Regions from separate parts of the Homo sapiens genome. Here all the other regions are linked to region 3. A link is a contact called in ENCODE Hi-C or POLR2A ChIA-PET data. All regions are on one chromosome and are shown on one strand. The core of a region is the stretch at or near the end of the contact, and the rest is flanking DNA. Distances in the headings are between cores, read along the strand shown.

Region 1 (4,257 bases), core at 1,263-3,762, 230 kb after region 3:
GCCGAGATCGCACCATTGCACTCCAGCCTGGGCAACAAGAGTGAAACTCTGTCTCAAAAAAAAAAAAAAGAAAAAGAAAAGAAAAAAGAAAAGAAAACTGTGGGACTTTAAGAAAAAAACATAGAAGACCCGAATAAAACAAAGGATGCCATGTTCTGTAATGGGAAGATTCGAAACTTTAAAAATGTTAATGCAAACCGATGTTAAAGACTAGATGCAACTGGCTTGCCTTCCCAGATATCCAAATATATGCTAAAAGCTAGGGTAATTAAAATAGTGCAGTGTTGTTGTAGAAATAGGAAAACTGTCAATAAAACAGCTAGAATGTGTATGAGAATTTAATATATAGTTAAAGAGATAATTCAAATTAGTAGCGGAAAGAATATACCATTTAATGGTGTGGGAACCATGAGATATAGCTAGATCCATTCCTTATGCCATATAGGTCAGTAAATTATGATTGGATTAAAATTCAAATCTGAAAATCAAGACAGTAAAAATACTGGAAGTAAATTTAGAAGAATTATTTTCTAGTTTTGGAGTAGTTTCAAAATACTCATGCGAGACGCAAAACTCAGAAACTAAAAGGAAAAGAGGAGGTATTTGACTAATACTGACTTTGGATATAGGAGTTGAATGAGAAGCAGGGAACTTTTCAGTTCATTATTCTTTATATATACTGTATACACACACACACACATACATATTTTAAAAGAACTGTTCAAGCTCTATACATGTAATTTTTTTTTTTTTTTGAGACAGAGTCTCGCTCTGTTGACCAGGCTGGGGTGCAGTGGCGCGATCTTGGCTCACTGCAAGCTCCGCCTTCCGGGTTCACACCCTTCTCCTGCCTCAGCCTCCGGAGTAGCGGGGACTACAGGCGCCCGCCACCACGCCCGGCTAATTTTTTTTGTATTTTTAGTAGAGACGGGGTTTCACCGTGTTAGCCAGGATGGTCTCGATCTCCTGACCTCGTGATCCGCCCGCCTCGGCCTCCCAAAGTGCTGGGATTACAGGCATGAGCCACCGCGCCCGGCCCTATACATGTTATTTTTTAAAAACAAGAGAACTTTAAAAAATGTAACAAAAACGTACATCAAAAAATGTATACTTCAGACCTTGAAGAAATATATTCTACATTTTTACAGCAGACATTAATGAACCTTTAGTCCTGTGTGCCTGTGGCTGACTGCCACAATTACTACTTGAGACCGTCACTATGACAGTTATTACCGTTACTACTTGAGACCGTCACTACGACAGTTATTGTTACTACTTGAGACCGTCATTACAGGACTGAACGAAAGGACAAACGTAGAAATGATTAAAGAAATCTGTTTTAAAGGAAGGGGAAACCGGGAAGAAGGGAGCTCCCTGCTTCTAGTGAGCGAAGGCAGCCCCCCGAGCTTCCACAGCCCTTCGCATTCATTGGGAGAATGAGCAGGGAGGAGGCCCTAAGACTGGTCAGCTGTTTGATTATCACAAGTTCTCATTACTAACAGGCTTCAGTTGTGTCTAATCCTAAACACTTGCACCTGGGTGGTGACTGCCCTCAGCAGTCCTTCTGGGCGGCAGACACAGGTTGTCAGTTTGCCAACACCCTGCTCTCATGAGAAACAGTTTGCTGCTTACTCACGTGGCCTCCAGTGGTATACTGAGTTGATCACGACCCTCAATCTTTCGGCCCCTAAGAGCCGCAGGGGGGTGGGGAGGTGCCAGGCTGCTGAGGCCTTTGGGTTCCTAGGCTGCTGGCATTTTAAAACCACCACTGTATTCCACCTCCCCTTGGATAACACGCAGAAACAGGCCAAGAAGAAATTACCTGCTGTTGGTTATTTCTATTTCAAATGAATACTAGCTGAACATTTACTAAATGACATTGTCAGGTTTCAGCAAAAGCGGCCTGTAATAGTTGGGTGAGGACAGGGAAAGACTTTGAAATGGGCAGAAAAGATTACGGGATGTCCTGCAGGTTCAGTGTGCTTTGGCCTATTTTTCAACTGTCTAAATTTTCGCCGCCAAAGTCGCCAAAACCGCCTCCGCCGCAGCCTCCTCAAAAGCCGCCCCCGCCGCCGCTGCAGCCAAAGCCTCCTCCTCCTCCTCTTCCTTCTCTCTCCTCCCTCACCTCCTCCTTCCTTCTAGGAAGCTTACTGGAGTGAAACTTGAACGTTTTCAAAAAAGGTTAACGCAAATGATTCTTGTCCAAAGAAACAGAAATAATAGAAGTGTGAAGGGGCGTGGGAGGGGGTTGACATGTGCCGCGTTCAGGCCCGGGGCACCGGCGAGGGTGGGCGTGTGAGCGGGGGGTGGGGGCGTTAACGGTGTCTTCTCCCCACAAATGAAAGAGAAATAGTAAATTCTCCTGGGGTGGCGAATCAGGTGGGAAGGTGGAGCCCACAATCTTTGCAAACTCTCTGGGGAGCCAGGGGTTGGTAGCTGGGAAGACTGTTGGGTGGTGACCCTGGGGGAGGGGAAGGGGCCGGGGAGCGGGGAACGGGGGCAGCCCCTGGGGAGGAATGGGAGAGGGAGGAGGACGCCAGGGGCACAGGGACAGCCTCCGGGGCGGGGCGCGGCGCCAGCCTAGCCCGAGGATGGAGGCTGAGGCCGCCTGTTGAGTCACAGGTAAGGGGAGCCGCTCTGGCCAGGCCCAGGGCCGCCCTCGTTCCTCCCGGAGCGCAGCGACAGCTCCTCCCCGCGTCTCGGGTTTCAATGGCTCGACCTGCCGGAAAGCCCCGGGCCCGCGCGCTGCAACAGGATCCCGTAAACAGCGCGCGGCGGCCAGGGAAACTTTCCCCGGAGCCGGCGCCGGGGTGCGGCGAGCCGCGCACCTGTTGTTGCCTCGGGACTGAACTGCAGCGGCGGACCGGCGAGCGGGGGGCCTGGACGTCGAGTGCGGGGCCGGCGGGGCCCCCGCACTCACCCTCGGGAGCGTTTAAGTCCCTCCCGGGAAGAAGGGGGAGGAAATGCTCGGGGGAGCCGGAAGAGGCACTGCCAGCATCAACTCCACGCGCGCCCCGGCCTCGGCGCCCGGCCTCGGTCACGGCTTCTCTCGGAGGTCCCCCGGGGACACCGGGCGCCGGGACTGACCCGGGCTTGCTTCCCAGGCGCGGGAGCGTGGGGAAGTCCCTGCCTTCCCAGGGTCTCCGCTGTCTTGTCTGTGAAATGGGAACCGCACAGTGGGGGAGAATTCTTTACGGCCGCTCGGGTTACTGCCAGCGCCCCTTCCGCCCCCGCCACCTTCCCTGCGCCGGGACGCCTCGGCTGTGGTCGGGGGCGCAGAGGTGGAGCGGGTCGGGGTCGCCGGAGCCCGGGCTTCGTGCCATTTCTGGCCCTGGAGCGCGCGCGTCCCCGAGCCTGTCGCTTCCCGGGCCCCAGGGGGTGCCATGCTTGGCCCTATCTCCAGAAAACCAGGCAGAGCGGGTGCACCTTCTGAATCTGAAAGCACGTGAAACAAAACACCCCAAAGCCCACCAGCCCCTGAGGTGCTCGGATAGGAGCAAGAGTAGCGCCCTTGGATGCTGAGAAAGTGCCTCTTTACCTCCTGCCCCTTCCCTTCTCCTTGTGGGGACATGTGGCGGGGCCGGGTGTGAGAATGAGACCCGTTTCCCGAGGGAAGGAGGGCGCGGTGACCGGCTGTTCCGGCCCCTACACGTCCAGTCCGACCCGTTAGGCGCCCTGGCCGCAGGTGGCCCGCCCTCCCCAGCAGCAGCTCAGCCGCAGACTGGCCACTTTCTCCCGCCACACGTCTCGGTAGGGAACAAAAAATCTCATAAAGGCTCCTCTACCTTTTCTTGGAAGGCAACTTTAGAGGCGATTTACGCTCTTTTATGACTTGCTCTAAAAGCTGTGACTTAGAGTTGCTTTTCTGCTGATTTTAGGCGAGTTAAGGAGGGAAGGTAGCGATTAGCCAATTGTATGGATTAGTTACATTTTTCGTGGACGTTTTAGTTGGCCTAGAGATTGAGAAAGGGTTTTTTGTTTATTTGTGTGTTTGTTTTGAGACAGAGTCTCTGTCACCCAGGCTGGAGTGCAAAGGCGCAATCTCATCTCACTGAAACCTCCGCCCCGCCCCCACCCCCTCCCGGGTTGAAGCAATTCTCCTGCCTGAGCCCCTCGAGTAGCTGCTTCTACAGGCGCCCGTCACCATGCCCGGCTAATTTTTGTATTTTTAGTCGAAACGGGGTTTCACCTTGTTGGCCAGGCTGGTTTCGAACTCCTGACCTCAAGTGATCCGCCCGCCTAGGCCTCGCAAAGTGC
Region 2 (4,320 bases), core at 520-3,019, 170 kb after region 3:
CATTCCCAGGCCCTTGGGCACTGTGGCTGCTCTCCCTGCAGCTCCCTGTAGCACCATGTCCCTCTGAAATGACAAGGGTGCCCTCTAGGCATGGAGGAAACCAGACGAAGGACTGGGGAGCTGCACCCCACAGCCTAGAGCTGTGCTTCTTCCCGAGCATCTGGATCACCCAACACATAATCTTTATTTTTTATTAAGAAGCTTTCCAAATAGTCACAAATAGCCAAGGTTATTTGCTTCTTTCATGACTAATTACCATCTGTGGGGAATGTGGATTTCTCTGTAGGTTTTAATTTGCTGGTGAGTGGGCCATTGCTACCATCCCCTCCTGGTGTGGGGAAGTATAGTTACTGAATGCTGCCTCCAGCCAGCACGGGCATTGCAGGGGGACTCACAGCCGCCGGTCTTCCCCCTGGGGAAACAACGTCAAGGTTCCTAATTAGAAAGGGCTTTACACAGAGACATGTATCTACTGTTTGAAGATTAAATCTGTCCATGAAATGGAAGACTTGATTTTATATGAAGTCATGAAGAGCCAACACCACATAGTAAAATACCGGCTTTGAAAAACACAGAGGTGTTGCATATTTCTCGGTGCTTCTGACTGGCTGTGTGGCCTTGGTTAAACCTCAGAGCTTCTCTGGCCTTCGGTTGCTCCATCTGTAAGGCAAGGTCTGTCTCGAGAAGTCTGCGGTACCTGAATAGATGTTGAAATGGCTCCTGTGGCAACTGGTATTGTGTAGAGATGGTTCAGTGTCCACACCTTGCAGTTGTCACATTAAGCTGTGAAGGACGACTGACTCTAGCACTCAGTGGTCCTCAGTGGCAGGTGATGTTGACCTCAGACAAGAGTTGCTCAGGAGATAGGCTTTGCAGTTCACCTCGACAAGCGTTTGTGGAGAGCTAGGTCTGCTACCTCCTGTATCGTTGCCTGTGGGTGATGGTAAGGCTCTTGGGGGTGTGGAAGATGCGGGGATGATGATGATGACGATGATGACGATGACGACGATGACAGCGTCGTCGTCGTCCTGGTCCTGGAAGGATAAAGTCTTGTGGAGAAGAGGAGGCAATTCTGACAGTTTGGGGTTGCATCATCTTCTTCACAGAAGAGATGAAGTTGTGTAGGCACCCTAAGTATGGATTGTCACAAAAAGAGCACTAGGAAGCGGGGCGGGGCGGGGCAGGGGTGGGGGGTTCCTGGCAGTGGGAATGCTGGGCAGGCATGGCAGTAGGGAGCACCTGCTGCAGGTGGGGTTGGTGAGGTTTCCTCGTGGGACTTAGGCTGCAGAGAGATCAAGACAGGCCTCAGCTGTTGTATTAGGCATCCTGGACTAATTCTTTAAGCCCTGTTAAGGTTTCTGAACCAGAGGGTGATTAGAGCTGTGCTTGAAGTTCTTGTTAGCCGGAGTATACAGCTGCATTGAGCAAGATGTTGTAACCAAAGGAGAGGTGGTGGTGGGCCAGGCAAGCAGGATCCTGCACACTCAGGGAGCTCTGAGGGACGGAAGGAGGGTGCCAGACCTTGGACAGATGTGAGCCTGGGTGGACAGTTCGCAGTGGGACTCCGAGGAGGCCAAGGGCATGGGTGACAGCAGGCAGACTGCTCGGGTGGAATGGGCATCAGCTGCAGGGAAGCCGGGGGAAGAACAGGGCACAAATCGGAGTTCAGTGTGAGACGCAGTGAGTTTGTGGGTAGCCCAGTAACTGGGAACTTGGAATGGAGCAGTTGGGCCGGGAGGGCCAGGGTGGGAGCCGTGCCGTGAGAACTGGCTGCCTGCAAGCCGCTGACACAGCCAGGAAGGGCACGTGGGGCAAGAGGAGAAGTGGGTCTGGGAGGGAGCCACATCCTCAGGCCATTTCCCAGACCAGCCTGCAGTCAGCAAAAGCAGAGAGCTAGTCATTTCTTCTTATTTTATTTTTAATTTTTTGTTGTTGGAGAGCTAGTCATTTCTTGTACCAAGCTGCATTTCAGATGTGTGGGTACTACTGCCACTGGCATCTGAGGCATGCTGCCTGTATGGCTGGGCTGGTTGTGGAAGGCAGAGCTTCCCGCACAAAGCTGATGGAGAGCCCCTTCTCCCCTGGGCCCAGGCCTCTCTAAACTGCACTTTTGGCCTCTGGGTGTCTTGTACAACATGAAGACGACAGCATTTCTTGGTCACTTGTAATTAAAAAGGACCTTGGGTTGGTCTGTCCTCTGATTGCTAAGATTCTATTTCTGTCTAACATCTACTTTTAGTATCAATTTGTACAAAAATCTTTGATTCACCGAAAGTAGCTGAAGCAGCGAATAAAACGTTCTCATACAGTCAGGAGCACTGTGGGCTTGGGCACAAGGTCAAGGTCCCAAGAGCTCTTGGTTGGAAATCTCCTGCCCCAGGTTTTTCCATGTGGCTTGACCAGCACCTGCAGCCCAGGACAGGTCCAGCTAGAATCCCTGCTCCCCACCCTGCTCCCGCCCCTACTTGGTGATGAGTAGCCTATTTTACTCCACCAAAGTGAACCACATGGAAAGGCACACAGGTCAGGGAGAATTTGTGAATTACGGAATTTGCCCTGGGAGGGCACATTTGTTTTGCAGATTCCAGCATTGTCTTTTTTAACATTCTGTCTGAAAGTTGTGTGTGTACTCTCTGTTTTGTTTTCCAGTGGTTTGATCTTCTAAACTGGCAAAGCTGCATGCATATGGCAGAATTGCTCACTACAAAGTTATTCCTCAGCCAACTTCTCTGCTTAAGGATTCTTTGTCCATGATACCCCCTCCCAGCCAGTGCAGCCCACCCTGGTCCCCCCACCTGTGACACAGAGGCCCTGCAGGCCAGCAGCTCCCCAGCTCTGTTGTGGGTGGGGGAGCAGCAGGAGTTCTCTTCTCCCTTGGCCCAACTGGACCTCAAGATCCCTATAGATCTTCTAAACATTCCAGGTCCCAGGCCCTCACCCCAGACCAATCAAATCAGAGTTTCTATTGGGTGCCCAGCCCTCTGTTTAAAAACCTCCCCAGGAGATTCTCCTGTGCAGCCGGCAGTGAGAACCACCTGGGTAGAGGTTTCCAAAATTGTCTGATTGTAAAAATCACCTGAGGAGCTTGGTAAAGCTTGACTGTCCCAGGCCTCATTTGAGGCTACTAAGTCAATGTCCAGGCTGGGGCTTGGACAAGAATGTCATTCTTTTTGGGTCAAAGCCAGGTTAGGTGATACCGCCTTGCCAGATAAATGGCCGGGACTAGGTAGATGCTGAACCCAGTATGCTCTGCGTTCAAAGCACAGATCAGGGGCTTCCTGACCGTGCAAGGGATGCCGGAAGCGCCCTCACCACCTTCCTTAGCTCCACCACCGGGGCTGAATTTAGTTTACGGGGAACATTAGCAGCAACAGAGGGAGGATGATATCCCGCACTTAGCCCAGGGCCTGGCTCGCTGTCTGACAAGCACTGTCACCATAGTAAGGACAGTTTATCTGCTCGGGATGTAAGAAGTGCTGGAAAGGAGGGGGCAGCATTGTTCAGTCCATCCCTTTCCAAGCTCCTCACAGTTTTTTTCTCCCTGTAGGTCCTTCGGGGTCGTCCTCTGGGAGATCGCCACACTGGCCGAGCAGCCCTACCAGGGCTTGTCCAACGAGCAAGTCCTTCGCTTCGTCATGGAGGGCGGCCTTCTGGACAAGCCAGACAACTGTCCTGACATGCTGTACGTACTTCCTGGGCCCTCCGTGCTCTTCTGAGTTCTCTTCTCAAATACCTGTTTTCTTGGGTCACAGGAGATTAGGAGATTAAAGCCATTCTCTCTGGTCCTGCGCCTCCCTTGCCAGGCGTGGCTAAGAGGTTTGTCCTTGTGGAAGGAGCTGAGTGGGTTGGTCGACCTGTGCTTTTCCGTGGGTACCTTAATTCTACCCCATATTCCGTAATGCTTTCGTTCCGATTTGCAGTTCACACTGTAGTTTCTCAGGCCAAATGTCTCTGTGAAATGTTTGGCCAGAGTAATCCATCCTTACTCATCCTCTCCATGTGAGGTTTTTGTTTCTTTTTAAAGAAGGCTACAACACAACACATACTACTCTGAAGTCGAATTCAAGAGCCCCGCGCCCCACCTGTGGCAGGCCTGAGGGAGCCGCCGCAGTGAGTGTGCACACAGCTGCATGGCCAGGACTCCGGCATGCACCACGTAGGGTCAGCTTGGTGTCTTCTGAACCCTGCCCCACATGTCTTCTCTGTTAAGTGTTTACAAAAGTCATAAACCATCTAAGTAACATGCTCTCCGGAGCTTCATCCGCTGACCAATGTGGACCTGGAGCGTGTGTGAGCTGACATCCCTGCGGACAGAAGGAT
Region 3 (4,348 bases), core at 1,439-3,938:
GTCTGTTTCCCGGGGTGTGCTCAGATACCGTGTCAGTTCACATGTGTTGCTGCAGCGGCAGGGGGCCAGGCAGGAGGGGCGGGTGTCCTGAAGCACGCTCAATTTGCTGATCAGGGCCTTCACTTGGATTTTGCACTTGCCGCAGTGGAGACATTCCTCGTAGCTACTCAGTGTGGTTTGTTTTAAGTGGGCCATCCGTTAATTCATGTGACCTGGAACTTGGTTAATGTACTTGCCAAGGTTAAAGTTGAGACGCTGTTTGTTAAACCTTTCAAAGAGGGAAGAAGGTTGCCTTGAATTCAGTTCCAGGGTTTGGGAGTCTGAGAGGGAGGTGGTGAGGGGCCCGGGGAGGCCCTGAGAAACAAAATGCTGGTTAAGGACACAGTCTGCTCACCGACCTCGGAAGTCTCTAGACGTCTAAAGAAGTCCAAGCAAGGAATGATGACCGAAGAGGAACCTCAAGGGTGCAGGCGGCTCTGGGATCTCAGCACATCTCAGTGATGGAATGAGCTGCCGGGGAATGACCCCTGTGGGGGCTGTCCAAAGTCAGAGCAGACACAAACGTAGCTCTCCAGGCCCCATACCTTGGTGGGCAAGAGGGCAGCAAGTGCATCCTCACAGTTGATGGGGAGAGCAGCATTTCAGCCTGCAGAAAAGAGAACCACACAGATGTAAGATGAGGTCTGCACTCACTTGCCTGGTCATGCAGAGACGGAGCTGGGAGCAGCTGCATGACTTTTCAGAGAAGTGGCACACGTTTACTGTAAGGGTCCCAAATGTAGACCACTGCAGATCGTAAGGTCTAGATGGAGGGACCAATAGTAGGGAAGTAGGGGAGAAGAAAGTAAAACCTTACAGTATAAAGACCCATAGATGCTCTTTTGTTTTTGATGTGTGTACGGGGGTTAGATATTTATTGAGCACCTACTGCATGACAGAGTGTTCAGCAATGACAATGCAGAGCTTAATAAGAACAGGTTCTAGACTAATCTTTTAGGGGGTGAGGATAGAACAGAAATAGGTAATTATGTCCTGAGAACATGAGAGAGTGTTGGTGGACAGAACGGCGATGTATCCCCAAGGGCAACTGAAGCCTTCACAGAAGATGCAAAGCCTGTACGTGGTCCTCGGAGTCATGCCACATGGTGACTGGTTATCTTAGTCGTAGGAAAACTGAGAAGCTTTGAGGCATGTTCTATCTGTCTTTGTGGGCATCATCTTCATTATTTGAACAATTCAGAGTGCTTGATGCCTTTTGCTTCGTTCTCACAATCCTTGACACTAAGCTGTGGGCTTGGGTTATAGTCACTCATTCTGTTATTCATGTCATTTTGCCTATCCTTCCACTTCACAGATGAGAAGACTGAGACCCAGAGAGGGTCATGGTTTTCATTAGCCAAATGGTGCAGAAACCCAGTGGTCACAGTGGCTCTCTAGCTCTTTGTCACCCACAGGGCCCTTGATAAGAGTACGGTCTTTCTCCAGGGGAGCAGGGTTGAGGAGTGGGGGCAGCCCTGGCCTGGGTGGCCATATCCTGATTTCCCCTCCCTTGGCCCATAGCTCTCTATCTTGGGTGAGGTGAGAAAGTAAGGCTGCTCCTTGACTGTGGTCCCTTTTGTGTCTGTCCTGCACTGGGCCACCTTCCCAGGGGCCTTGTGTCAGCCTGGTAGTGGTGCTAGTGGCCTTGAAGTGAGAGTGGGTGGATCACACATGGCAGATCTCTGGCAGTGACCTTTTCTGTGGATTTCCGGTGACTGATGATAGCCTCTTTGGAAGTCAGCATATGCATAGCTCTCTGTCTTTTGAAAACAATGGAAAAACCCACCACCAGCCCCAAAACCAGCTGTCTTTCTTCTTATGAATAGATATCCATGAAAAGCAGAAGAGTAGTTTCTTGTAAGTACTCTGGGAGTGCATAATACATTTTAAATAAGATTAAAAATTATGTTTTATTCTTACTAGCATCACTGTCAGATAATTGAGCGTGAGAGCATTCAGTGCTGTGTGCTTGGTACGAAGTAGTAACATCAATTCAGTGTTCAGTACATCCACTTTGTTCCAGAACAATGTATTCAAGGTCGGTGTATTTTGGCTGTGCCACAGAGTTCTGGAAATTCCCAAGAGAATAAGTTTTCACCTGTTATATAATCCAGCACAAGTGACTGTGTAGCAGCAACCTCATGTTTCATGATGACTTTAAAATGCAATTGATTCTAAAATTTAGCTTTTAAAAATTTCGACTTCAGATTTTCTCTGAAGGTTTAAGGTAGGCTTCTCCTTTATTAATTTTTTCAAGAAATATTTAAGAACACTGCTCTGTGCTATGTACCATTCTAAGCACTTTACAGATACTAATTCATTTAATCCTCAGCCTGGTTAGGTAAGTACTGCTATTCCCACCGTACAGATGAGGAAACAGCCTCAGAGGAGTTAAAACAAGTTGCTCAGGTTACACCGTCAGCGGTTTGGACTACTTCAGTTTCAGATAATCACTGTGAAATTTTACTGTTTTGAGCTACACGTTTCAAAATCTTTTCTGATGCGGAACTATCATTAAATCATATAATCCGCTTCTCTGGAGTCAGAGGTTGACAACACATTAGCACTTGACTCGAGCCTCTCCCTGGAGGAGGACATTCCGTCTGCGGGGAGCCGAGTCCGAGGCTGGAGCAACTCTGGAACCACAGCCCTCCAGTAGAGGGCACACGAGAGCAGGCTATCTGTGGAGATAGCCTGTTGGCACAGGGGTGAAGATGACAGAGGCGAACCCAAGCAAAGAGAGTTAATTAGCAGAGTTTGCCCTCCAGGCTCGGAGGGCAAGTCAGCCTGGGGACCTGGAGTTAGTTCCCTTTTCAGCTGTGACCATTGAAGACATTCATCAAGTTCTCTGGCTCCGGGATGTCAGCTGTGGTAGTGACTTGCATGGGAGGTTATCCGACATACCTCACACACTTTAACTCCACCTCTTCAGAGTTTGTGGCCAAGAATGGAGCCAGGTGGCTATTTTTTTTTTTTAAATTTATGTAATAACAAACATTCGCATTTATTGAAAACTTAAAGTATAATAAAAAAATAAATAAAATAAAAAAAGAAAAAAGAAAACTTATTCCTGTGTCAGGCACTTTTCTAAGTGCTTTGCAGTGTATTGTCTCATTTAATAGTTGTTTAAATTAACAGAGTAGGCCGGGTGTGGTGGCTCACATCTGTAATCCCAGTACTTTGGGAGGCTGAGGCGGGTGGATCACCTGAGGTTGAGAGTTCAAGACCAGCCTGACAAACATGGAGAAACCTCATCTCTACTAAAAATACAAAATTAGCCACAGTGGTGGCGCATGCCTGTAATCCCAGCTACTCAGGAGGCTGAGGCAGGAGAATCGCTTGAACCCGGGAGGTGGAGGTTGTGGAGAGCCAAGATTGCATCATTGCACTCCAGCTTGGGCAAAAAGAATGAAACTCTGTCTCAAAAAAAAAAAAAAAAAAAAAAAAAAGAGAGAGAGAGTAAATAAAATTGTAAGGTGAATATGTTATCTACTTGATGGAATTTTTTAAACTACCTTGAAAAGTTTTATAGTTTCCTATTTACAGATGAAATTAACATACTAATTATAAATCATGCCTCACTATTCACTTTAGGCAGTCTATCTCCTTAAGGATCTCCTTACGGTTTAGATAGATAAGTGAATTGCTTAATGTTTTTGGAAGTAATAAAACTGCATTTCTTTTTAATTAAACAATCCAGATAACAAGAAGTAATTCTAATAGGAAACTTGTAGGATGTATTTACAGAAAATCTACACAATCTTACTGAACAATGTAGAAAAGAAGATTTACCAGCCTGGGCAACATGGCAAGCTTTGTCTCTTAAAAAACAAAACAAAACAAAATTTAGCCGGGAGTCGTGGCATACAATTGTCATGTCCACTTCTCAGGAGGCTGAGGTGGGAGGACTACTTGAGCCCAGGAGGTCAAGACTACAGTGAGCCACATTTGTGCCGCTGTACTCCAGCCTGGATGACAGAGCGAGACCCTGTTTCAAAATAAAGAAAAAGAGATTTAAATGAAGCGAAATGCCATTTTCTCTAGGTGAGAAACTGGAATATTATCAATGTCACTTCTTCCCAAATTGATTTATAATTTAAAAACAATTTTAGTACTTCTGCAGCTTGTTTGGAGCTTGATAAAATGATTGTAGAGTTTGTCTTGAAGCTTTAATAGTGAGGCAGGTTTAAAATTGGGGGCAAAAAAGAAATGGGTTTTAGGGTGTAGAAGGGACTTGCCTGATCACTTTTGCTAGAAATAAATGTCCCTCCAAATTAAATTACTAATGTCGCACATCAGATCGTATTTA

What was found. Hi-C counts contacts between places; a loop is a spot of excess contacts on that map. ChIA-PET counts read pairs that join two places held with the same protein, here RNA polymerase II (POLR2A). Pooled maps may share reads with other maps.
Region 1: a loop to region 3 is called in a pooled map, with 8 times the contacts of the local background. The contact joins the promoter of LUNAR1 here to the enhancer-like site in region 3. A Hi-C loop is called at or near these places in 2 of 37 single-sample maps with no recorded cell type and 8 of 50 pooled maps.
Region 2: a pooled map shows a loop between it and region 3 (2.9-fold over the local background). The contact joins two enhancer-like sites. A Hi-C loop is called at or near these places in 1 of 168 maps with a recorded cell type or tissue (GM12878), 10 of 37 single-sample maps with no recorded cell type and 6 of 50 pooled maps. POLR2A ChIA-PET finds 5 or more read pairs at or near these places in 3 of 52 experiments (HEK293, activated CD8-positive, alpha-beta memory T cell and activated T-cell).

What each region holds. Positions count from the first base shown.
Region 1 is chr15:99,012,192-99,016,448 of GRCh38, forward strand. It overlaps LUNAR1 (leukemia-associated non-coding IGF1R activator RNA 1), which reads left to right and starts at 2,513. Exons shown (of 4, transcript NR_126487.1): 1 at 2,513-2,622. RefSeq lists enhancers at 2,622-2,721, 3,087-3,862, 3,572-3,701 and silencers at 2,882-2,961, 3,182-3,251, 3,322-3,381.
Region 2 is chr15:98,945,027-98,949,346 of GRCh38, forward strand. IGF1R (insulin like growth factor 1 receptor) reads left to right here. Exons shown (of 21, transcript NM_000875.5): 20 at 3,548-3,682. Among named protein-coding and RNA genes, the nearest start is that of PGPEP1L, 61 kb to the right of the region's middle. Within about 2 kb of position 1,770, at least 11 of the 41 ENCODE cell types and tissues checked have a DNase peak (open chromatin) inside an H3K27ac peak, as active enhancers do.
Region 3 is chr15:98,777,088-98,781,435 of GRCh38, forward strand. All of the region lies in intron 2 of IGF1R (insulin like growth factor 1 receptor), which reads left to right. LOC124903560 (a long non-coding RNA gene) reads right to left here. Exons shown (of 2, transcript XR_007064772.1): 1 at 1-4,348. Among named protein-coding and RNA genes, the nearest start is that of MIR4714, 5.2 kb to the right of the region's middle. RefSeq lists enhancers at 1-116, 117-1,023. Within about 2 kb of position 2,689, at least 14 of the 41 ENCODE cell types and tissues checked have a DNase peak (open chromatin) inside an H3K27ac peak, as active enhancers do.